Regions from separate parts of the Homo sapiens genome. Here regions 2 and 3 are each linked to region 1. Evidence: chromatin loops called from intact Hi-C (ENCODE). Cell type or tissue: ovary. All regions are shown on one strand.

Region 1 (8,000 bases):
TCCTTCTCTACTTTCTCTCTCTCTCCTCTTTCCCTCTCCAACTCTCCTCTCTGCCTCTCTCTGACTGGCGGATCCATTCCTCCAGGCAAGCCGTCCACACAATGGTAGGACCACAGTGACAGGCAGCTCTGGCCACCAGTCCCTTACTGCTTCATACCCACACAGGAATGAAGACACCCCACACACACATCCAGCTCCACCTAGAGAATCCCAAGGAAGGCATCTCACTGGTGTGGCGCCATTGTGTGTCCCTGTCTACATGGCTAGGAGGTAGATTACAATGAATGGCTCAGCCAGTCACCTGTTCACTTCTGAGGGCTTGGGTTGACACGTGGAAGGGATACTAGGTGCCCAGGATGTCTAACTAAGCTGTACACTGGGTATACCACAACATTTTGATCTAAGCGGGAAGACGTCGACAGGCCGACAGGTTCCAGGTTTCAACACTCTCCCGGTGCTCATGGTGGAGGGGCACGCCGGGCACAAATGGGGCTCAGCACAGAGGCTGGTGCCCGAAAACAGGGCCCCTGAGCTGAGCCTGAGTCTGTCTTCCAGAGGCAGCGGATGGGGAAGGGCATCACAACAAGAGGGAATGGAGTGAGCTGTGGCTCAGAGGCGTGGGGTAGAGATGAAGCGTGGGAGTTTACCAGACAGCAGGTGAGGATGGAGAGGCCCACAGAGCACCATGTCCAAGGGTCTTGAGTGGATTTTGTCCTACTGGCGGCAGGGACTGGCGAGGTCAGGCAAGCCCTTTGAGAGCTGCCTCTAGCTACTCTGGTGTTATGAGTTTGAGTCTCAGTGGGTGAGAGCTGGTGCCAGTGGGCGAGGGGATAGAGAGGAGAGGTTACGAACACAGTGCTGACAAGGGGTGGGGAGTGGAGAGAGGAGATGAGAGGCATCCTCCAACCCCAGCTGGGAGTCCTGAGAGAAGCAGGCTTGGGCAGGAGGAGCTGAGGGCCCACTTGGTGGACTTTAGGTGCCTGAGGGGGCTCCAAATGGATGTGTCCAAGGGACAGCAGATCTATGAGGCTGGGCCTCAGTTTCCCCAGCTGTCAAATGAAGAGCATAGGCTGGGCTATCTCTAGGATTGATCTGCAGCTTTTCCTGTAAATGTGTCCATGAACTTGCAGCCATGAGGCAATGGGTGGAGGTGTGCCTGGTACACTGCAAGGCTCCACGTGGTGTGGCTACAAGGGAAAAGCAGCTAATCCTCCAGCTCCCGCTGGAAGACTCCGGGAAGTCCTTCTTGGTGTTGTCTCGTCTTTTGTGTCTCCTTGGCATGTGGAAGGGCGGTTCCAACAGATTTGGGGACTGTTAGAAAGATGAGAAAACATAAAACTGAGTCATCCCTAAAACCAACCCTGTGAGTTATGAACTGTTACAATTTGACCACTGTATTAGTCTGTTCTTGCATTGCTAGAAAGAACTACCTGAGACTGGGTAATTTATAAAGAAAAGAGGTTTAATTGGCTCACAATTCTGCAGGCTGTACAGGAAGCATGGCTGGGAAGGCCTCAGGAAACTTACAATCATGGCGGAAGGCGAAGGGGAAGCAGGCTCGTCTCACATTGTAGGAGCAGGAGGAAGAGTGCAAGGGGGAAGGTGCTACACACTTTTAAACAAGGAGATCTCGTGGTAACTCACTCACTATCATGAGAACAGCCAGGGGGAAATCCGCCCCCATGATCCAATCACCTCCCGTCAGGCCTTTCCTCTTCCCACATTGGGGATTACAATTGGACATGAGATTTGGGTGGTGATCTGGTTTGGCTGTGTCCCCACCCAAATCTCATCTTGAAACGTACTCCCATAATTCCCACGTGTTGCAGGAGGGACCCAGTGGGAGATAATTGAATCATGGGGGTAGTTCCCCCATGTTGTTCTCATGGTAGTGAATAAGTCTCATGAGATCTGATGGTTTTATCAGGGGTTTCCGCTTTTGCATCTTCCTCATTCTCTTTTTGCCTGCTGCCATCCATGTAAGATGGGACTTGCTCCTCTTTGCCTTACACCATGATTGTGAGGCTTCCCCAGCCACATGGAATTGTAAGTCCAATTAAACCTCTTTCTTTTGTAAATTGCCCAGTCTCAGGTATGCCTTTATCAGCAGGATGAAAACAGACTAGCAGAGGTGGGAACACAAATTCAAACACTGTCAGCCACTATGTGAAAACCACTTTTCTCAATATCTAAACTAAAAAAGTAAAACTTGAAGCATTACAGCCAGGAGTGCCCTACCACCCCCACGCCCCTCAGCCCTTTGAGTCTCTGAGTGTGTTTCATTAAAGAAGAATGGTTAAGAGTGTGCCATGGGGGGTCACACAGACCTGGGTTCAAATCCCACCTCTGCCACTTACTAGCTCTGGGATCCTGGGCAGGCAGCCTGAGTCCCCATCTCTGCAGGTGTGAAGCAGAGATGGCTCACAAGCTTAGAAGATATAACGCCCGGGACATCTCAGCAGAGTGTCTGGTATATATAATGCTCAACACACGTCAACTATTGTTACCCCCCCGGAAGGAGACAGCAGCAACAGGTCAGAATATGCTGGGTGACACAACTCAGGTGGGACGTCTCAGAATCTGGAACGTGGGTTCCTGGGAACTAAGACCCTCACTTGACAGGTCAGGCCAAGAAATGGGCCTGTGTGGCCGAAGGTCATTTAGGGATTGCAAAAGTCTACCCTCAAAGGTCTAAAAACATGTGCAACCAGAGGAGGCTATTATGCAATTTCACTTTTAATTAAAAAAAAAAAAAAGGATGGCTGGGTGCAGTGGCTCACGCCTGTAATCCCAGCACTTTGGGAGACGGAAGTGGGTGTATTGCCTGAGCTCAGGAGTTGGAGACCAGCCTGGCAAAGTGGTGAAACCCCGTCTCTACTAAAAACACACACACACACACAAAAAATAGCTGGGCGTGGTGGTGTGTGCCTGTAATCTCAGCTACTCGGGAGGCTGAGGCACAAAAATTACTTGAACGTGGGAGGCGGAGGTCGCAGTGAGCCAAGATTGCGCCATTGCACTCCAGCCTGGGCGACAGAGCGAGACTGGGTCTCAAAAAAAAAAAAAAAAAGAGAGACAGAGAGACAGAAAGGATGACAAAAGCATTTAAAGGAATCAATATGGAAGCTTGACATCTATGTAATGACATTTTATGCTGGCAAAGAAATTTATTTTCTGAAAGAACTTCCACAACTATTATTAAGCAAGAGAATTCTTCATGAGGAAGTTTTTAAATTGTGAAGTGTTCTTAACTGGTTGTATATTACTACCATCTGCTACTATTAGTAACAGTACCAGTACTAGCAGTAGTGATAGTAGTAGTAAGAATAATCATCGCATGTCCTAAGGGCTTTATGTACAAGATCTCACTGAATCCTCCCCACGGGTGAGTGAAAAACACTAGCTAGCATCACTCTCATTTTACTGATGAGAAAACTGAGGTTTGGAGAGCTTCCACACCATTTCTGCTGTGTTGAATCTTCCCGACAACTCTAAGAGGTAGGTCACCTATACAGAGGAGGAACCTGAACCCACAGAGATGTCAGTAGATTTAGCTAAGGTTACAGGGTGTGGTCTGAGAGCAGACCTGCCGGGTCCAGGGCCTCTGGCTTTCCCAGTGCTGAGGACTGGGGTCGGCCGCTGGGGTTGGGTCCGAGAGGGTGTACCTGGAAGGAAGCAAGAGGGGAGCTTCCTTCCCTCCTCTTCCACTGAGACCTGTGTGAGGCGTCACCAGGGGGAGCCAAAGGGCCCCAGGTCAGCCACTCTGGGCCCCTGACGACTGCCATCCTACTGGTTGGACCAGCTTCCCCACCGAGGCACAGACGTGGAGGTGGGCAGGACGGAGTAGGCAGTTGGATTCACTCTCAAGACCCTGTCAAATAGCCAAAGATTTGGCTTAAATCCTCCTTTGGCTTATTGTTCCTTTTTCCTGGAGCAATAAGAATGATCAGTTAAATGATGTCTGCCTTGTCTCTTTGTTCGTTCATTCACTAATTTAGCAATAATTTCTTAGGCCCCAACTAGGAGCTGTGGCCTCAGATATAGATCAGCTGCAAGCCCTGCCCTCGAGAACCCCCAGTCTAGGAGAAGACAGAGGTAAAACCCAGAGCGAGCCAAGCTCTGATGAGGTAACTCCAGGGGACTGCGGAAGCCCAGAGGAAGCCTCACACCCAGCTGGAGGCAGGGGTCAGGGTATGGGCAGAAGAGGAGGGGTGGGCCCTGTGAAGAAGGGAAACCAAGGGTGCTCCTGGCAGGGGAAAGGGTGCAGGCTCTGGGGTGTGAAAAATAGGACAGCTGTGGGGTTCCCTTTGCAGCAGTTTGGTGAGGCTAGGGACCGTTAGAAAGATGACAGAACATAAAGCTGAGTCATCCCTTACATCCCAAAGGGGTAAGAGATGACTTGTTTGCAACACAGAGAGCTCATAGGTCATTTGGAGGTGACAGGAGCCATAGTGTGCTCCCTGCCAAAGTCACTGTGCAATTCAGCAGCCTTCGGCCTCCACTATCCCAGCTTGGCATCCAGAGGTTCCAAGCCATCCCGTGCTGGAGGCCTGGCTATGGGTTCCCACCTGCCAGCCCACCGCAGTGCAAAACAGACTCATCCGTTTCTGCACGCAGCCCTCCAGCACATCACTGTCATGTGCATACAGTGCTCTGCAGTTTTCAAGATGCTTCCAGAACATTCTCTGGCTCACTTATTCAGTCCTCGCCTTCACTCATGGACCTTGGCAGATTCTCTATTTGTTCTTCTCATCCATTAGGCAAATATCCTCTTTATGTTCTGTGTCTAGCCCAGGTCACCTGTCCTAAGAGGCCTCCCTGACGGCGCCCTGGGGCAGAAGTGACCTCCTCTTTCTCTGCTCCACAGGCCGCCTCCTTTCCTTCACCTGTGAGGGGCTTACAGGTGTGTCTTCTCTCCATTTCCCTCCTCCTCTGCTCGCTGAGTCCTCCACATAGACAACAGCTGCCTAGAAGGAACCACTTTCTCTCTGCCTGCACACCTTAGAGGGTGATAATTCACCAGCAAACTTGACCTGAGCAATCGCTTGGGGGCAGGCTGGGGACTACAACTTGGTACAAGGGACAGCTACCTCTGGGCTGAGGGGTCACAGAGTAACCTGCCTCCATTCCTGCCTTGATTTGTGGGGATGGAGCCTGGAAGAAGCTTCTCTTGCTGCCATCAAGCTTGAGGGGCACCTGGCTAGGGCTGGGCGGGGGGGTGCCTAATGACCAGGCACATTAGAGGGCATTGTTTCAAGTAGGTCAGAGCCCCCTGGAAGAACCTCCCCCACCACCTCACACTGCTTGCCCTGTTGCCCAATGCACAAGATAATATGTGGTTCTGAGGGAACTCCCCACCCCCTGCAGAAACTCAAAGCTACACAATTGACGGGGACAAAATAAAGCCTGTCAACAGCATCTCCCAAATTAAACCAGCAGCCAGGAGCAGCCGTGCAGACCGAAATGTCTGGAGCAATGGGGTGGGGGCTCAGTGGAGACAACAGGCAGCGCTTCCTTCTTCTTTGGGCATCTCTGGACCCCCCACACCCCCGATCCCCATGTAGGGGACCCCTTGCCTCAGCCACCAGGCCCGTGCCACAAGCTGATGTGAAGTCAGATGGGGTGTGAGAGCTGGCTGGACACAGATTTAACCTTCCAGGGCTGAGGAGCTCGTCTACGGTAGGTTGGATGAGGGCGTGAAGAAGCATGTGTGAGCGTGTGTGTGCTGGAGGGTGTGAGGGTGTGAGGCTGTGTCTGAGTGATTGCACGTGAGAGCATGTGTCTGCATGTGTGACTGTGTGTGTGTGTGTGTGTGTGTGTGTGTGTGTGTGTGTGCGTGTGTGTGTTGGGGGCAGGAAAGGGAGCTGGTGTGGAGGGGCTCAAACTGGTGCAGGCAGAGTGGACAAAAAGAGAAAAGAGTTGTCTTTGAGTTGGGCCTGGAGAGCAGGAGAAGAAAAAAGGAGCTCTTATTGGTGGTTGTCAAGGAGATGGGCCTTGGGGTTTGCTGAACTTTCGTCCCTTAAAGCGTCCTGCCTGGAACTGAGAGGGGCCATTTATTTCCAGCCGCCCGTCCCTCCCAGGCCCGGTGGGACCAGACCCGAAGCCAACCCTCGCCAGGCGTCAGGTGTAGACCCCAGGCCAGGCCAGAGCAGTTCCTGGGTCTTCGGACCGGGATGCCCGCCCTGCCCCTCCTCCTGGCCCCGCCCGGTCTGTCACAGGGGGAGGCCTCGGCCTCGCATTCCGGGCAGCGAACTTCGCCGGCCGAGGTTAGCCCCGTGCGGGGGCCTCCCGCGGGACCGACCGCCAAGCGGCATTGTCCGTCCCGGGCGCCCGCCCGGTTCCAGACGCAGGTCCTGCGGCCGCCCCGTGACAAGCACACTGACGGGCCACTGTCCTTTGACGAGTGCTAAAAAGTTCGTTTGTTTTGAACGTCAATTTTCAAGTGATCTTCACGAGGTTTCCCCTCCCGGTTCCTTCGCTGCTGCCTCGCCCGCACTCGGTCCCCAGTAGGTGCTCAAGAAACGTCCAGCAAACGGCAGCGCAGGCGAGTCTGCTCTGCGCGCTGGCGCGTTTCACTGCCCACGGATGGCGGGCGACCTCACGGGATCCCCGGTTCGCAGGATCCCCGCCCCCGAGGCTGCCTCTGGGCCGGGAGGGGTTACCCCAGAGGGGCGTCCACTCTCGACGGCGGGGGCCGGGGCGCCGCGGGCAGGGGAGGGCGCAGCCTCCAAGCAGCCCCAGCCTGGCCTAGACCCCGCGCCTAGCGAGCCGGCCGGCCAGGCCCACACCCCCCACCTGCCGCCCGCCCCAGGGGAAGGGTCCCCCCGACGACGCCCGAGCCCCCCTCTTCCTCGGAGGGCCGGAGGCCGGCGCCCATTGGCCGGCCCTGGGCGACGCCCCGCCCCTCCGACGCCACGGGCCAATGAGCGCGCGCTGTCAGCTCATCAGCCGGGCTGGCTGGGCGGCTCGGGAGCCCGAGCGGTGGCGGAGCGGCGAGCAGCGAGCAGCGCCTGCGGGAGCGGCCGGTCGGTCGGGTCCCCGCGCCCCGCACGCCCGCACGCCCAGCGGGGCCCGCATTGAGCATGGGCGCGGCGGCCGTGCGCTGGCACTTGTGCGTGCTGCTGGCCCTGGGCACACGCGGGCGGCTGGCCGGGGGCAGCGGGCTCCCAGGTAAGCCCCCGACCGAGGTGGGGGGCGGCGGGCGCGGGGGGCTCGGGCGGCCGAGGCGCGGTCCCGGAGGGCTTCTTCCCCGCGGATCCCGAGCTCGCCCCGCGCGGCCCCGCGCCCCCTGCCTCTTTGCAAAGTAACTTCTAGGGCCGGCCCGGGGCGCCCCCTCCCCGCAGCCCGGGCGGCCGGGGCTCCTGAGTCCGGCGGGGCCGCACCAGGGGTGGGTGGGCCGGGGCCCCGGGAGGGGAAGCGCGAGCGCGGGAGCGAGGAAGAAAGGCGGCGGTTCCCGGGGACCCCGCGTGCGGACCTGGGCGGGGCGGGACCCCGAGCGCAGAGGGGCGCTCCTCCTGGGAGAGGGGGCGCGGGGCGGGGCGGGCGGAGGGGGACACGCCAGGAGGTGGACGGGGAAAGGGACGGACCGAGAGACCGGGACGGGGCGGGAGGTGCGGGACAGACGGACAGAAGAGCCGGCGCCGAGGGAGCAGACAAAAGGAAGCCCGGAGAAAAGACAGATGCGGAAGGGTAGAGAGGAGGCCCGCACCGCCCGGGGAAGGAGGAGGAGGCCGGTGGATCAGGGGGAATCAAGAGGGATGGTCCCACCGATGATAAGGGAGAGAGAGAGGAGGAGACGGGGGACAGATGGACGCCGCAGAAAAACGGGGTTGGGGGGGGCGGTGAGAGGGAGACCGGGAAAGAGAGAGGGACAGAGATACCTGGAAAGCCGCAGACGAGGGACCGGGACCGTCTGACAGGACGGGGAGGAAAGACAGAGGGAAGGAAGGCAGAGGATCCGGAGGACAGACACAGGGAGGAGAGTCCGGACGCGGGACGTC
Region 2 (8,000 bases), 120 kb after region 1:
TTGTGTGCGGAAGGTGGTGCTGGCTGCCTGGTGTGGGGCGGTGGGGTGGGAACCCAGGAAGGAGCGGAAGGGCAGAGAGGTGCAAAAGCTGCACCCCAGGGGCCATGAGCCCAGCACCCCCTTCACTATATCCTGAGGTAGTGTGAGGAGGGGGCTTCCCTCCATCCTGACCCCCAGGCAGCCAGCTACACCAGCCCGGGCCTCAGGCAGACATGCCTCCCTCTGCCTGTCTGGTTGCTATGACAGCCCCTTAGCAGACAGGCCCAGATGGGGCAGGGGATGGGGCTGGGGGCTCTGGAAGGCCTGAGGCTCCACTGAGGAGGCAGGAGTGGTGAGAATGATCACGTGCTGCCCCTGTCTGCTTAGCAGCCTCAGCTCATTTCAGTTTGCTAAGGATGCTGGGAGAGGCGATGCTAGGAGAGGCACCATTTAGCAGCCCAGTTTGCAGATGGGATCCTAAGGCTCAGAGAGGTGCCTTTCCCTGCCCAGCATCACACAGCCAACTGAGGCAGAGTCAAGATGGGCCTCTGTTCTTCTACCTGAGACTTCTATCTAGAAATTCCCCATCTGCCTATAATCCCGGGGCTCGGGGGGAAGGAATGATAGAGATTCCTAAGCCTCCGCCCTGGACCAGCACAGCTGGGCTTCATATCTCTTTCTTGGTGGCTGCAGGGCCAGCGTGATGTGCTGCAGCAGGCCCGTCTTTGGGTTCGGATGGTGCTGGCTGAGAGCCGGCTCCTGCGTGTGGTGCTGTGACCTCATCTGTAAAATGGGAGCCTGCTGTCTGGGTTGTTTTGAAGGTCACACGAGATGATACCAGAAAGTACATGCCATGTCCCTCCCCGAGGCTCCCAGAGAGCCATGTGGGCATCCAGCCCTGCACTCCTCTAATATTCTTGACCAGAAATTGACCTCTAATAGCCTGGTTTTGTCATCACTGGGGGATGTTGCCTGGGAACACTGCTTTAGGACTTTGGGCAGGTATGGAGTCCAGCCTGTTTGGTTTGAAGAAGAAAAAGTGAGAGCGACATGGGCCGGCCTGAGGTCAGAGTAGCAGTGCCAGGAACAAGTTGCCTCTACGGGGCTCAGTGCCATCTTTAAAGTGGGGGCAGACTTACCTTCTGTACAGAGCGGTGCCAGTGACACTGGACAGGGCCCTTCAGGTACCTGGCTCAGCAACCATGCCCAGGACGGGCTCTGCAGATGCTGGAATCTGCGTCTGGCAGGTCTGCTGAGACGTGGCTGGTGACCAACAAGAGCTGATCTTCCCATTGTCCTCCTTGGAAGGGCCTCTTCCGCTACCTCCTTTTTGCTTCTGCAAGTCAGGGTGAGACCACCGTCGTGAAAGGCAGCACTGATTATTATTATTATTTTGTTTGAGATGGAGTTTTACTCTTGTTGCCCAGGCTGGAATGCAATGGCACAATCTTGGCTCACCGCAACCTCCACCTCCTGGGTTCAAGCGATTCTCCTGCCTCAGCTTCCCGGGTAGCTGGGATTACAGGCATGCGCCACCACGCCCAGCTAATTTTGTATTTTTAGTAGAGATGGGGTTTCTCCGCGTTGGCCAGGCTGCTCTGGAACTCCCGACCTCAGGTGATCCGCCCGCCTCAGCCTTCTAAAGTGCTGGGATTACAGGCATGAGCCACCGTGCCCGGCCAGCACTGATTATTTTTTTAAGCCACCCTGCAGTGTAGAAATAAAACCTCTTATTTTTGTTACTCACTGCTGGAGAGAGTCTGGAGGGGGTGGCCAGCATGGGGGCCTGGAGGTCGGGACCCAGGAGGAATTTGGGAGTAGCTGAGACTGTGTCCCTTGGAGAAGAGGCCCCTTGGGGACAGGGACCTCTAATGGCACAGAATGCCAGGCTGGCCCAAGGCCTAAGGGCAAAGCCCAGATGGGCCCGACAAGGGAGCAGGAGCATGGGGGCTCACAGGGGTCAGGGCTGTGTTTAGGGTGAGGAAGACATCTGTGAGGCATCGGCCAGCAGGCCATGCTGGGAGGGAGAAAGTTTCCTGTCCCTGGAGGTGTGCAAGCAGAGGCTGACTGGCAGAGTTGCTCAGGATGGCATCATTTATTACACGGGATCGGGCCAGGCAACCTTCGGAGCATACTACAACTCATTCACTGTTAAGCAAAGAAGCAGCTCAAACAAACAGGCGGGGAGTCAGGCTGGGAAAGGGGGGAGCGTCAGGCCCGCTGCATAGCCCAGCTCCCCACTTACCTTTTGAAGCCTCTTGAACCAGGTGCTTTCCCTCTCTAAGCCTCAGTCTACTCCTCAAACAGAGGCAAAAACACCTACTTTTTGAAAAAAGTTTCTTGAGCGCTGACCAAGCACCGGCACCGTGGAAGTGTTTTTTCACCTAGTCCTCGTGATATCCTTCAAAATGGGTGCACTTCCTGTCCTCGCTCTGCAAGCAGGAGACCAAGGCTCAGGGGTCCGGGAGCTTGCCGAGGTCACCAGAAGTGGTGCCTGCCTGCTCCAGCCTCCCTGCTGGCCAGGCGGCCTCCCTGAACCTGCAGAAGAGAGGACATGGGAGAGTCGCTGTCCCTGCTTTCTTGCCGGGCACAGCAGCCATCAGTTCCTCTCTACTCAATGTCTCACATCCCAGGCTTGCCAAGTCTCAGGGGAAGTGGTGAAGCTTGGGGAGCTGGCCCTTCCCAGTACAACCCAGCCCCGACCCTGACCCCTGCGAGACAGGGCCCCCACCCCTCTGCACAGCTGGGGAGCCAGCAGCCAGCTTGGGAAGTGGGCACCAGGCAACTCAGGGCAGTGTCATCCCCTGCCGCTAGCCTGCCGTCCCCCCGCTGGTCACACAAGCTGATTCTCCTGGCTCTCACTCCTCCATCCCCCTTGGCTCCCACAGACATCAACGAGTGCCTGGTCAACAACGGAGGCTGCGACCACTTCTGCCGCAACACCGTGGGCAGCTTCGAGTGCGGCTGCCGGAAGGGCTACAAGCTGCTCACCGACGAGCGCACCTGCCAGGGTGAGCCCCTGCCATGCCCCGGGTGGCTCTCGGGCCCAGCGGGATCGTGCCCCTTCCCCTCCTGGGCTGACACGGGCTCCTAGGAGGGGAGGGGAATGCGGATGGGGCTGGGCCCGAGGGAATGGGGTCCTTTACGACTCTAGGGGACATCCAGTCCAATCTGTTCCTTTTATTGATGGGACACTGAGGCTCGAGAGGGCTTCAGCACATGTCCCAGGTGGCAGAGGGAGCCGGTGGCCCAGCTCATCAGTTCACCCAGCCCCTCCCTTCCCAGGTGGCCCACGGGCCTCCCAGCATCGAACTCCTCTGGCTTCGGAGGTGGGATGCTGCCATCTGTTGGAAAGCGTTGCACATTGCAGGCAGGCGCTCTCAAACAATCCTCACCTGCTGGGAACAAGGATAATGAGGAGGGGTCTGGGCAGAAGCCAAGAATCCCGGCCCAGGAAGAGTCTAGTGGGATCCAGGATGCAGCAGGAGCCCAGAGGCTGGCAGTGCAGAGCGGGGTCAGGGAAGGCTACGGGGAGGGTCCGTTGGTGAAATGCCTGAGGGGTGAGTAGCGATTTTCCAGGAGGAGCCAGGGAGGTAAACCCACCCAGGAGATGGCGCTGCCGGCCTGAGGAGGTTTAGGGGACCACAAGGAACTTGGTGGGGCCGGATGAGGCCATGAGGAAGGAGACAGGTACCCTGTGGGCCCCACACTGGGAGAAAGTGCAGGGGGTGGGGCACCCCATGTAGCAGGGCAGGGGCTGTCTTTCCCTGACGATTATCCAGCTGTGCTCTGGTGGTTTTTTGCCCACGGGGTACCAGCAGTTGCGGGCAGCATGTGGCCTTGTCTGGGTACCAGGCTGTGCTTCTGCCTGTCAGTGCAGCTCAGGGGCTGGCACGGGGCAGGGTGAGGCCCTGAGGAGCGAGGGCTGTTCTCCCACAAGGTCCCTGAGGAATGTAAAAGCAGGAGGCTGGCGAGAGTAGGGCCAGGGCCTGCCGTCCTCAGAATCATGTGTGCCCCAGGCCAGCCGCTGCCTTCCCCAGGCTCAGCCTCTTCGTCCCTGGACGGGCATCCTGGCCCTGTCTTCTCCTCAGGGCCTGAGGTCTAGACAGGAGCACAGTGTCTGTCCAGGCCCTATCAGGGTTCTTCTGACTTTGACTTTGTTTCTCTGTTGGCCTTGCCAAGTTCTTCTGCAGAGGGCTGAGGAGAGCCCTTGACCTTGCATCCCAGCTGCCCCCTGAAAGAGGCAGGCGGCTGTCGAGGAGGAGGTGAGATCGCTTGTGAGGCCCTGTCCTCACCCGCCCCACCCCCACCTGTATCTTTTCCACCCCCTTCCAGGCTCATCTTTCTGAGGCCTTGGGGCTCTGGGCTCCACAGGTCCAGCAGGGAAGCGTCCATGCTCCTTTGCTTGGCACTCAGGGGACCCCAGACACCACCCCAGTCCCCCTTGGGCTCCACACAAGTGGACCTGCCAGGGTGGCTCCTAGGAGGGGAGGGGAGTTCAGATGGGGCTGGGCCCAAGGGAACAGGTGCATCCCCTGGGCACCCCATGCTCTTACCTCCTAGCCACTGCCTGGAGCACCCTTCCTCCACATTCATTCGCTCATTCCAGGCTGGTCCCATCCTTCAGATTTTAGCCCAGGTGCCGCAAGTACCCGGAGGTCCCAGATCCTCCCTGGGAGGGAGCACACTCGCCTTTGAGCACCATGCACAATTTCTTCCTTGTGTTAGTGGTTTTATAAATACGCGTATATTACAAATATTTGTGAAATTACATGAGCTAATGTTTTCAAAGAATGAACTCTTAACTGCTATGCCCAAGGAGGGGCAGGTTGGCGTCTGTTTTGCCTTCAGGGGTCCCCATCAACTGTCCCATAACAGCCATTTTCCTCAGAATTTATGGCCAGGACAGACTTGTCTCCAGTCAACATGGTGGTTCATTTTTTCCTTTCCAGGAACAAACACCCCATGACCTTCCCTCTTTCCCTTTTTACCTTGGCTGCCAGGAAGCTCATCATCACATTTCACATTCTATCAGAGCTCCCTTTTTGACCTTTATGGGTGGCATATTTCCTCTTCTCTTTTTACCTGTGTGGTTTTCCTTATTTTCTCAAGAAACATCATGGGGTGATGGGGAAAGATGCTTTGGTCAGCATCCAAGAGGCCTAGGTTTATGTCCCAAGTCAGCTGCCTCCCCAGGGCCCTGGGGCCAGCTGCAGTCCGTTTCCTGCAGGCGTGGATTCAATGCCTCTCTACCACTCCTAATTGGAGCTGACTGTGAGATAGTAAAATGGCAGAGATTCATAATAATCCCTTCCATTCACAATGTTTCTGCCCTGCTCGTCTCCAGAAAAGACGTGAGGTGGCTCCCAACCCAGAAACAGAAGGCTAATGGAGACACAATGGAAAGTCGAGCAGCAAGGAGTCTCCCATTTCCTGTGGGTCGGTGCTGTGCTGCGCCTGCGCCCAGGGACTGTGTGTCCACAGATGTGCCTTGAGTGACTGAGAGTGACAGGCCGTGCCCACCCACCACTCCCTCAAACTCCTCCCCCAACTTTGTCTCCCTGTGGCCACGCAGACATCGACGAGTGCTCCTTCGAGCGGACCTGTGACCACATCTGCATCAACTCCCCGGGCAGCTTCCAGTGCCTGTGTCACCGCGGCTACATCCTCTACGGGACAACCCACTGCGGAGGTCTGCAGCCTGCCCGCCAGGGCCACCTCCCCCCCGAGGCACGCGCCTGGCCGCACGGCCACCTACACTGCACCCCGCATCCCAACCCTGCCCTCAACCCTGGGGGGCCTGAGGCCTCAGCAAGGATGGGGACTCCTGGGCAGAGGGGCTCAGCCAAGGACAAGTGAGGCAGGGCTGGGGAGACAAGGGGTAGCAGGGAACGGTTAGAGGTGGGTAGCAGGTCTCTGCCAGTGCCAGGCCTTGGCCAGATGGGCACGGGGCTGGAAACCCCATTTACTAGAGAACTCGGGCCAGGAGCGGGGGCACCAATACATGGAAATTCCAGACAGCTCGTTCCAGGGAGGCTCACAGCAGAGAGGGGCAGAGTAGAGGGGCAATTCGGGATCCTCAAGGGGGAGTGTTTGGCTGGGGGTAGGGAGGCACTCCAGAGGGATCCGCATGAGAAAGCAGTGGACAGAAGGACCGAGAGGCAGCCACAGGACTGGAGCCCACAGGAGGGAGCTCAGAGGAAGATGCGGATAGGGGGCGCCATCCCACCATGCAGGCTGCGTGAGCCCGCAGGGGAGTTGAGGGTTTATTCCCAGTCAGATGAGAAGCCTGTGGAGGGTTTAAGCAGGGGTGTGATATGGTCAAGTTCATGGAACTAGATGCCCCAGTGACCACATGGAAAGGAGAGTGGAATCCAGGGTACCACTGGGAAGACAGCTCCAGGCATGGGAGCATGCACTGCTGGAGCCGGGGCAGGGTGGGCAGCGACGGAACAAAGAGGAAGATTCTAGATGTATTTAGGAGTCAGAGCCAGGCTGCTGGGACTTGGTGTTATATGGGCATGGTGGGTGAAGATTAGGAAGCCAAGGACGGTCCCCCTCTCTCTTCCTTTTCTGTGACCTGGGGGTAGCCACACTCACGATGCCAGGCCACTTGAAGATCAGACAGGGTCAGGCAAGAATGTGATCAGGACATAGCTGGTGCTTGGGCTTCTGGAGGCGGGCTACAGATTCTTCTGGAAAGACTCTCGAAAACTTGGGCACCCCTTCCCTGGGCCTGCCGAGTGCAGGCAGCTCAAGAACTAACAGAATGTGGGGCCCAGCCCCTTCCCCCAGCTTCAGCGGGTGCTTTTGGTCAGAGGAGGAAAGGCCTTAGCGGTGACCTCTTTCACCCTGGTGTCTGTTGTACCACAGGGGACCCGGGGCTAGAAAAGGGCTTGTCCAGAGTCCCACGGTAAAATCAGTTTCACAATCCCTGGAGCAGTGCTCATTCCCTGCGCCACAAAACCTGGTTGGGTTGGAACTTTAATCGTGTGCTACCTCCTCTGCCCCCTAGCCTGGGGTGCAGCTGCTTGAGTTCAGAAAACCACCCAGGTTCCTGGGGGAAGGGACGCTGGGGTCTGTGAGGAGCCTTATAAACCCACGCGTGTGTGTGCGTGTGGCGTGTGCACTGCTCATCTGCATCCCGTGATGCTGTCCGACTCGGTGGGGTCAGGAGATTCTTGCCCTCTTGCCCTGGGTGGTCCCTTCCCCTGCCAGCCGCCAGCCGCCAGCCTCCCCTCTGCCCTTACGCCCGCTGTGCTTCCAGATGTGGACGAGTGCAGCATGAGCAACGGGAGCTGTGACCAGGGCTGCGTCAACACCAAGGGCAGCTACGAGTGCGTCTGTCCCCCGGGGAGGCGGCTCCACTGGAACGGGAAGGATTGCGTGGGTAGGTGGCCGCCCTGTGCTGCTGGCCCCTCCCCTGCACCTGGGCTTGGATGGGAGGGACAGTGGCTTTTCTGAGGTGGGGGTGAGCAGGACAGCCCCTCCCTTTCCTCTAGGCCTTGCATTCCCAGGCAGAGGTTCTCTGCTGTTGGGGTATGGCTGATGGGAATGAGGACTTGCAGAAAAGGAGGGGGTCCCAGGCAGAGCATGCCAGTGTCAGCCAGAGGCACTGCAACAGGGACCTGAAGTGGGGAGGAGGGCACAGAGGAGATCTGCAGGTCCATGTGCAGCCCAGCCGTGGGGCACAGGGACCCTGCTGATGTCTCCATAGAGCTGGAAGCTTAGAGGGAGTGGGTGTGGAGGCCTCTCCTCTGGTAGCTTCCCCTTGTCTTGCTGAGGAGGCTGAGGGGGAGGAGGAGGGTCACTCGGGGTGCAGCAGCCTCAGTGGGGCACAGTTGCAGGGGATGTGGCAGTGCCTCCTGGAAAGCCCATGGTCCCTGCCCCCTCTGCAGGCATGCTCGCAGCACTGGGTGCCCCTAGGCTGAGTTCTGGACGGGCCCCTGCGTTCCCTGGTTCCCTGTACATGGGACCCTGTCTGGGTGCTGGGGCTGTGGGCCTGCCCTCCTGGAACCTCC
Region 3 (8,000 bases), 57 kb after region 1:
CGGCTGACATTTGAGCTTGCCAAAGAATAATGGCCTCGCTGTCGGCCTCAAAGGCAGCCGTGTGGTGTCTTAGGTGGTAAAGTGGTCTGTCGTCCATGAGTCTAAATAGGACCTGGCTCAAATCGCTCCACAGCCAAGTCCTCTCCCAGTTCAGTGCAGGTCACCAACTCTTTACCTTTTCACATCCTTTTGGTTCCAATAGTAAAAGATGTCTATGTTAAAAAGAAGTGTATCAAAAGCTCAACACCGAAGAGTGTGTGTGTGTGTGTGTGTGTGTGTGTGTGTGTGTGTGTTAGGGACCGGGGATTGGCTAGAAGCAGCCAGTAGCTCACGCCGCCTTTGTGGTTTTATATATTTGCCTATTAAAATGACAATACAGACATGGAACATTAAGGTTTAAGAAGCCCTTCTTTCATTAAACAAACTGACAGAGCAGGGGGTTATGACTCTGGTAATTGAAACACGCTGTTGTGCTCAAGACCAGAACTCCATAAAGACTGTTTTCAGCCAATAGCGCCCTTTGTGCCAGCGGCCTCTGGTCAGAAATGAGTGTCGGCCCTGAGGTCTGCCTCTCCCCGAGAGTGGGAAAGACCACTTGGCAGCCTTCCACAGCCATCTTGGCAGCCGGAGGTCAGGGCCTTTTCTTAATAAAAACCTCCTCATTCTCGGAGTTTTTGAAATCAGTTGCAGGGCACAGAGCCTTGGGGCACTGTGCTGTGCTCCAGCCTGTTATCGTGTTGTGCTGCTGATGGTAAACCTGAGCTGAGTCAAGAGACGGGGCTCGTGGGGTTGCAGCTGGCAAAGCTCCATGTGTTGGGGACAGCTGCTGCAGGCTGCTGTGTCTTCCTAGAGTGGGGGGTCTGGCGACGTCACTGAGAGCTGAGGTTTCAGGGTCAGACCACCGGGTTTGAATCCTGCCTCTGCCACTTACCATACGTAGGACTTTAGACAAGTGACTTTGCCCCTCCGCACCTAAGTTTCCTCATCTATAAAATGGACTGGTACCTGGATCTGACTTACAGGGTTGCTGTGAGAATTAAAGGAATTAATACAGGTAAGATGCTTAGAACAGTGCTGGGCACTCAGACAGCACTGTTGAGTTGGAGTGAGCTAGCATCATAGCCACTGGACTCTTTCCAGGACTTGCTCTCGGGAGTACCACCGTGCAGCATCACCATGGAGTCCCGCTGTACCAGTATAGCACAGCACGATGGAGGCCCACCATGCCACTGTAGCGCAGCGCCATGGGAGCCCACCGTACCACTGTAGTGCAGCGCGATGGGGGCCCACCGTGCCACTGTAGCACAGCCTGATGGGGGCCCACTGTACCACTGTAGCACAGCAAAATGGAGACCCACTGTACCACTGTACCACTGTAGCACAGCGCGATGGAGACCCTCCGTACCACTATAGCACAGAGCGATGGAGGCCCACTGTACCACTATGGCACAGCACAATGGAGGCCCACTGTAGAGTGCCACCATGGTGCAGGGCCGTGGAGGCCCACTGTACAGTATCACCATCACACAGCACCAGGGAGGCCCTCTCTGGAGTCCCTCCCTTCAGGGCCATGTGAGGAAATTCACTGCATCCCTGTCCCGCCAGCCCCTCATGCCCTGCTTCCAACTTAGGTGTGATCTCTGGTCCCCTTCTCTTCCTTTTCTCACAGATGTGGACGAGTGTCAGGACAATAATGGTGGCTGCCAGCAGATCTGCGTCAATGCCATGGGCAGCTACGAGTGTCAGTGCCACAGTGGCTTCTTCCTTAGTGACAACCAGCATACCTGCATCCACCGCTCCAATGGTGAGTACAGCCTATGCTGACCAGGCATGTCCCCCCCCAGGATGGGCAGCCCCCAGAGTCCCCTTCTCCACATCTCAATTCTGGGGCCCTCAAGGTCAAGGCAGGGAATTTTGGTGGTAGTCTGAATGACTGTTTTGCACGTCTGGTATTGGTTCTGCATGGGCCTCCTTCCAGTTCCTTCCCTCTACCTGCTACACTAGGGCTGCGGGTGTTTCTCGTGTTTATATGTGGGGCCGCAAGTAGCACATGTGACCAGAGGAGCTGTTTTCCTTTCTGAGTTGGGGGCTGGCTGTGGCCAGGAAGAGTGGGGCCCCATTCTCCATGGGCTCCTTCTCCAAAGGGGGCTTGAGGCTATCCAGGCTGTGTGCCAACTTCTCTGTCTCCATGAGCCTGGCAGCACCAGCGACTCCCTGCTGCATGTTCATTGGGTTTCCCGCCAGGAGAGGGTCCTTGTGGTCGGGCGCCTGCTGTTTGGAAGCCAGGCAGTGTGGCAGGCCAGCCTGGGGAGGTGCAGAGGGCCCCAGGAAGACACCCCACCAGCTGGAGCACTAGGTGGCAGACCCAGGCTGAAGTGGAGCCTGGCCACCAGCCAAGCCCAGCAGGCAAAGGAACTTGGTGTTACGGCATCAGTGGTCAGATCCTGGAGTTTCGGCTCAGGGCAGCAGAGCTGTGAGGTGGCGGCAGAGCTGTCCAGAAAGCCAGGACACATGTGCTTGGAGGAGAGAGCCAGGACACATGTGCTTGGAGGAGAGAGCCAGGACACATGTGCTTGGAGGAGAGGGCCAGGACACATGTGCTTGGAGGAGAGAGCCAGGACACATGTGCTTGGAGGAGAGGGGCTTCCAGGCAGAGAACAGCTTTTGCGGAGGCACATCTCTTGCTTAAGATAATGCAAGGGCAGGCATCTGAGGCAGGGCTGTGTACCAAAGCAGAGTGTGCTGTGAGGGCAGGGCAGGAGCCAAGGTTCCCAGGGCCTGGCTGTCGTGAGCTGTCAAGGGAATAAATGTAAGGAAGAAGGCCAGAACTGCCCCAGTTCAGGCACGCCCCCATTGCTGACCCTTAACAAGGAGGAGGCGCTGGAGGCTTGCGGGCATAGAGGGCGTTCCTGGGAAGGTCGCCCCTCTCTGGTACACAGCACCTGCAGAAGGCTCAGAGAGGGGCTCACGCTGAGAGATGGGGAACCAAAGGGCACGCACTGGGCTCCAGGCCAGCCGGACCCTGTGTGAATCCAGCTCCTCCTCTCCCACGCTGGAAGCCTTCCCATGGGCGGCTCTACTGACTGCTCCCCAGATTCCTCGCCTGCAAAATGGGGAAGTGGTGTTACCCGGCAGGGCGTTCAGAGATGGAGCAGGACCATGGGATGAGGTTCCAGCCTCCCGTGAGCAGGCAGGAGGCTGTGAGGTGTGAGTCTGCCAGCCCAGGCATGAGTTTCATTAGAAAACAGTTCCTGAGAAAGTGAAAGCAAAAACATTTAAAAAGTACTCAGGATAATAAAGTGGAAATACTCGAACAGGCTCCTTAGAATTCTTAGTGTTTGTTGCCTCAAAGGCAGGACGGGCCTGCTAATCATGGCTCTGTGGTGTCCCCAGAAGAACAGAAAGCCCGAGCTCCGTGGCTCCTGGCACTTGCTGCTGTCACATTGTCCACACTCCACCCAGGTGGCTCCCGGGCATCAGGAGTTTGTTTTGCGCCTTGTAAGACCTCCCAGTTGTGGGCTGTGGGGCCAAGCTGCCCACGGTGGAGGCAAACCCTATAAACCAGGACTCTGAGCCCAACAGGTTGTATAAGAAGCAGATTGATGGGGACAGAGTGAGCAAGTGCGGGGAGGGGCCTCTGCTTTCATCCAGGGAGGGGAGTTCACAGAGTGACTGCTCTGAGCAGGCTGTAAAGTCCCAGGCCAGGGTGGCGTGAGCCTCCTTTTCAGCCAGGCTGTGTGTGCTCTGTTCCTTTGAAGCCCGGCTTTCTCCCCAGCAGGACTCCAGGTGGAGCTGAGGCCCCTGGTTGAAAGAAGGGTGTGCTGTGGGCAGATCACACCCGCAGCCACAGCCTGTTTGTTACAGGTTTGGCCTGTAAGCATCTGCTGTGCTGAGGAGGTTACAAACCTTAGCGTCCCCTACAGGACTGGGGTTGGGGAGGGGATGACGTGGGAGCAGCGACAGCAGGGGCTGCTGGGGCCACACGCTTACTCTGAGCCAGGCACGGGCCTGAGCACTGCCCAAAGACAAGCTCACTCCACCTTTGCCACTGCCCGGCGAGGCTGGGTTGTGACGCTGAGGAAGGCGAAGCCCAGCGAAGTTAGGGAAGAGGCAGAGCCAGGATCTGAGCCAGGCACGCTAGCTATGGGGCCCGCTCCTTGGGAGGTGATGCGGTGTGAGAGGAAAGAAACGGGTGGTGCAGCAGACGGTGCTGGAGCTGATGAGAAAGCCAGGTGGGAAGCTTGTGGGGAATGTGCCAGGCTGGGCGCGTGCAAAGGCCCTGGGGTGGGAATGGGCACGTGAAAAGCTGAACAAAGGGTGGGACGAAGGAGCAGAGAGCACGAAGCGGGAGGAGCCCGAGGCGGGGAGGTGGGGGCTGGACAACATGGGGCCTGGTGGGCTGTGGCAAGAGTTTGGATTTTGGGTGGAGGGCAGCTGTGGGAAAGCTGGTTGAGCAGAGGTAGGAAGTGATGCTTAGGGGAGAGGGGAGGCCATCTGGGAGAACGCCAGCACTTCCAGGGGCTGGCATCTCATAAATTGTGCAGTGGCTGGTGTTGGGTGGGACCCTGGGCACACATGGCTCACTCCACCCAGATGCCCCAGGTGGTCAGATCCTGATTTTTCAGGAAGCCAGGAGTCCAGCTTTAACCAGAATATGGATTTGGGGGCCTCAGTCCCAATCTGCATTAACCAGCGTGTCGGTTAAAGAAGTGCCTTCTCTCCTTACGATTTTTGTGTGGCCTCTCCTGATTTTTTGATCTGGGCAATGAAATCAGTCCAAAAAACAACAGATAACTTATCAGATTGCTCTCGAACGACAAGGTGCAGCATTCCAGTGGGTTTCCACGGCTGTGTGGAAGTCCTGAAGAGGGCAGAGCAAGCACACAGCACAGTGGTCAGCGGCCCATTAATGCCCATTGGGGAGACAGGGACCTGGGGACTGGGCAGGTTGTCTACCTCTCTGAGCCTCAGTCTGTTGTGACAATTGCCCACCATTAGTGTCAACTGCAATCATGATTGTTATAGCTCAAAATTAGAGCATGTCAGAGGAGCTAAGACTCAGCTTGTTTTGCAGACAAGTGACCTCTGATTCCCATAGCTCCTGGGAGGGCTGAAGGAGACAGAGCCATTTGGCAAATTAGATTCCCCCTATCACCTGACTCTTCCTCATGCCTGTCCAGCTCTTTGGAGCCTACCCCTGAACAGGGAGAAAAGCACACAGGCTGGTTTTGATTAGATGGAACCAGATGCATGAGAGGGGTTGGCCCAGGTCGGTCCAGACTCCTGGCTGAGAAACACAGGGCTCAGCCCGTCTGAGTGGCCCTGCTTTCTAGGCGCCAGAGCACACCCTGGGCCAAGGCATGGCTGCGACCCTGGCTAGGCTTGGGAGGATTAGGTTCTCAGCTCCAGCTCTCCATGTGGCCTCTGCACAGTTACTCTTGCCTCCTTGGGCCTTTTCAGCTGTAAAAAGGGCCTAGCTGTCGAATTTTCCCCATTCGCGGAAAACTGCTCTGGTCAATCAAGGGCAGCACCTGTCCTAGGAGTAGCGACTGATGCAGGCAGCTTCTTCAGGTCTTTAGAACACAGGCTTGATTTGGGGGACACACACAGGCTCCTCCTCTGTGCCCACACTGGGCAGGAGGGAGTCCGAGATGTTGGAATCTGGCCAGTTTCCCTCCACTCAGCACTTCCGAGCACTGCTTCTGGCCCCATGATAGCACCCCCTACCTCCCACTCAGCCCTAGCCCAATAAGTACTGACAATCCCTCCTCTGGCCACAGCCCCAGGGGCCCACCCGCTGCCCCCATCACACACCCTTGTGCCTGGTGTATCTAGAAGGCAGCACCTTCAGGCTCTCTCCCTCTCCCACACTGCTCTTCTTGTCTGTAACTTCTGACGGATTGATGCCACAGGAAGATGTGGCCTCCTGGAGGAACTGTCTCCTTTTCTCTCAATGTAGAATTCTGACCAGAATCGATCCGGGAGTAGAAAGGGTTCTGGAAGGCCTCAGTCTTACTAGCTACGTGAATGCAGGTCACTTGTATTTACCTGCTCATTCATTCATTCATTCATTTATTCGTGTGCCAGGTGCTCTGCCAGCCCCTAGGATCCGAGGCATGGTCCACTGGGAAGCTTTCAGCCTGGACAGGGGATCACATGCTAAGTAGGGGTCCTAAGAGTTCCTGTACAGTCATGAGCTGAGGGGAAACGCTCTGGGGATTCTATGGCTTTGGTCTTCTCATCTGAGCAGCAGAGACGTTCGTGACATGGTCTCCTCCTCCACCTGGTGAACTGTTGCTATTCCGAGGGTCCAGCACTGACACTGGGCCTCACTGGCTGCCAGCAGCTTTGGGTTTGAGATGCCACTGGCCCTCCATGCAGGAGGCTGTCCTGCAGGGCTCTGCTCTGAAGCCTCATCAGACGCCGCCTGTGGGCTGGCCTCAGCCTTGGTGGAAGGCACCAAAGTGAGAGGAAACGTCGCATTGTCTCCATCATTGTAGGAGACAGCACAGGCTCACAGCGGGGCTTCAGGCCCAGTGGCCTAGGCTGGAACCCCAGCTCTACCATGGACCATCTCGTGACCTTGAGCAAGTCACTTAACTTCTCTGTGTCTCATCTGTAAAATGGAGATAGTCATAATACCTGCTTCGTAGGGTTAAAAAGGTATTGAAAAGACAGTTTCAATAAACACGGGCTCTTATTCATGTGATTTGTGACAGATGAGGAAATGAGGCCCTGAGAGGGCAGGGCCTGGCCCAGGGCCCCACAACAAGCCGGCCGCAGAGTCAGGACCTGGAAGCTCTTGGAACGAGGCTCTGCTGACACGTGCCAGGTGCTGCACAGGAGCCTGTTCATTCAGCAGAGGGAGAGGGGAGGGAGAGGATCAAGAGGCCAGCTTTGTCCTCGACAAACTAGCGAGCTGGTGGTCCTTGCACCCAGGTTCATCTGTGCACAAGGTAGTACATGCCAAAACCTGAGGCCCAACAAGATGGCCATCGTCCCTCATTCATCGGCTGAGCTCCCGCACCTATTTGGCCTCGGGGCAGCCCTCCAGGGTGCCCAACCACCCATCCTTCCTGCGGAGGTTTGAGTACACCTGCAGAGGTGTCCCTGCTGGGCACAGGTAATCAGGAGTCACAACACAGAGGGAGCACCAGGGCCCTGCTCCTCACCCCGCCCTGTCTACTGACAGCTCCCGCACTTAGTCCCCTGTGAGAGTATCCCACCCACTGGACAGCCCATTCTGAGCTGAGCCCTCAGGGAAAACTGTTGGGCTCTGCCTCTTCTGTGCCCCAGTGGCCACCTCTGTCCCCCGCCCCCTATTGTTGCTGGCGGCAAGCTCCAGAAAGTGGTTTTCTGCCTCATGGTGCTCGTGTCCCTGCAGCTTGGGAGCTCCCTGTGGGCAGGGACTATGTTCCCCACATCTCTGAGTCCCACTGCCAACTTGGGCCTTTGGAAAGGACAGAGAGGGGAAGGAAGAGAGGAAGGTGGGCGTGGGCAGAGCCAGGATGGGTCTGGGAACAAGGCAGGGTGGTGAGCAGTTCAGCGTGGACACTGAGGAGCGTCGGGACAGCACTCAGTTCACAGCGCCCTCAGGTCGTGCTGTTAGATATTGGTCAGTGTGGGCTGGTGGACCATGTGGTTGGGCCAGGCAGGGGGCCAGACAATAGGGGTCCTCTATTGATGAGAGCCCCCATTTGGGAGAAATGAGGCCACGTGCACAGAAAGCCTGCTGTGCAGCTGCTCTGCTGGGGTTTTATGCACTGGAACAGGCCGTGGGGCAGCCTGAGGTTCTCCCCGCAAGGACTGCATGAGTTTACCCAAGTGCGTTTCACCTTCTGGTTAACGTTCGGAGTTTGTTTAAACACGTGCATAAATACGTGTAGGAAACCGCATTGCCCTCCCTCCACAGGCATTCCTCGTGGGTCTCGAGCCCACTGTTCACAAAGCTCAAGACTTGGCATCAAGAGTGATGTTGTCCTACAGCCAGGGTCAGAGGT

Evidence for each region. A loop is a pair of places that touch in the nucleus more often than their neighbours do. Peaks named below come from ENCODE experiments on the same cell type or tissue, not always from the same donor. Only the 100,000 strongest peaks of a DNase experiment are listed, where the experiment ranks them.
Region 2: a loop joins it to region 1, with 4 times the contacts of the local background. A loop is called at or near these places in 53 of 110 quality-filtered maps.
Region 3: it touches region 1 in a loop (1.8-fold over the local background); 10 of 110 quality-filtered maps call a loop at or near these places.

Annotation. Positions count from the first base shown.
Region 1 is chr22:43,342,344-43,350,343 of GRCh38, reverse strand. It overlaps SCUBE1 (signal peptide, CUB domain and EGF like domain containing 1), which reads left to right and starts at 6,972. Exons shown (of 22, transcript NM_173050.5): 1 at 6,972-7,170. The coding sequence starts at 7,083. RefSeq lists a silencer at 3,685-3,830. In ovary, a CTCF peak has its summit at 3,775 (motif pointing right); DNase peaks (open chromatin) are centred at 3,723, 6,325, 6,923, 7,678 and 1 weaker place; H3K4me3 peaks cover 1,812 bases; H3K27ac peaks cover 702 bases.
Region 2 is chr22:43,226,743-43,234,742 of GRCh38, reverse strand. It overlaps SCUBE1 (signal peptide, CUB domain and EGF like domain containing 1), which reads left to right. Exons shown (of 22, transcript NM_173050.5): 8 at 2,868-2,990; 9 at 5,555-5,671; 10 at 7,247-7,369. Among named protein-coding and RNA genes, the nearest start is that of SCUBE1-AS2, 18 kb to the right of the region's middle. RefSeq lists a silencer at 3,206-3,500 and an enhancer at 7,745-8,000. In ovary, a CTCF peak has its summit at 3,332 (motif pointing left); a DNase peak (open chromatin) is centred at 3,324; H3K27ac peaks cover 2,096 bases.
Region 3 is chr22:43,284,850-43,292,849 of GRCh38, reverse strand. It overlaps SCUBE1 (signal peptide, CUB domain and EGF like domain containing 1), which reads left to right. Exons shown (of 22, transcript NM_173050.5): 4 at 1,670-1,804. Among named protein-coding and RNA genes, the nearest start is that of SCUBE1-AS1, 13 kb to the right of the region's middle. In ovary, no CTCF peak of the experiment used is centred here; DNase peaks (open chromatin) are centred at 2,416, 2,919 and 3,139; H3K4me3 peaks cover 719 bases; H3K27ac peaks cover 3,273 bases.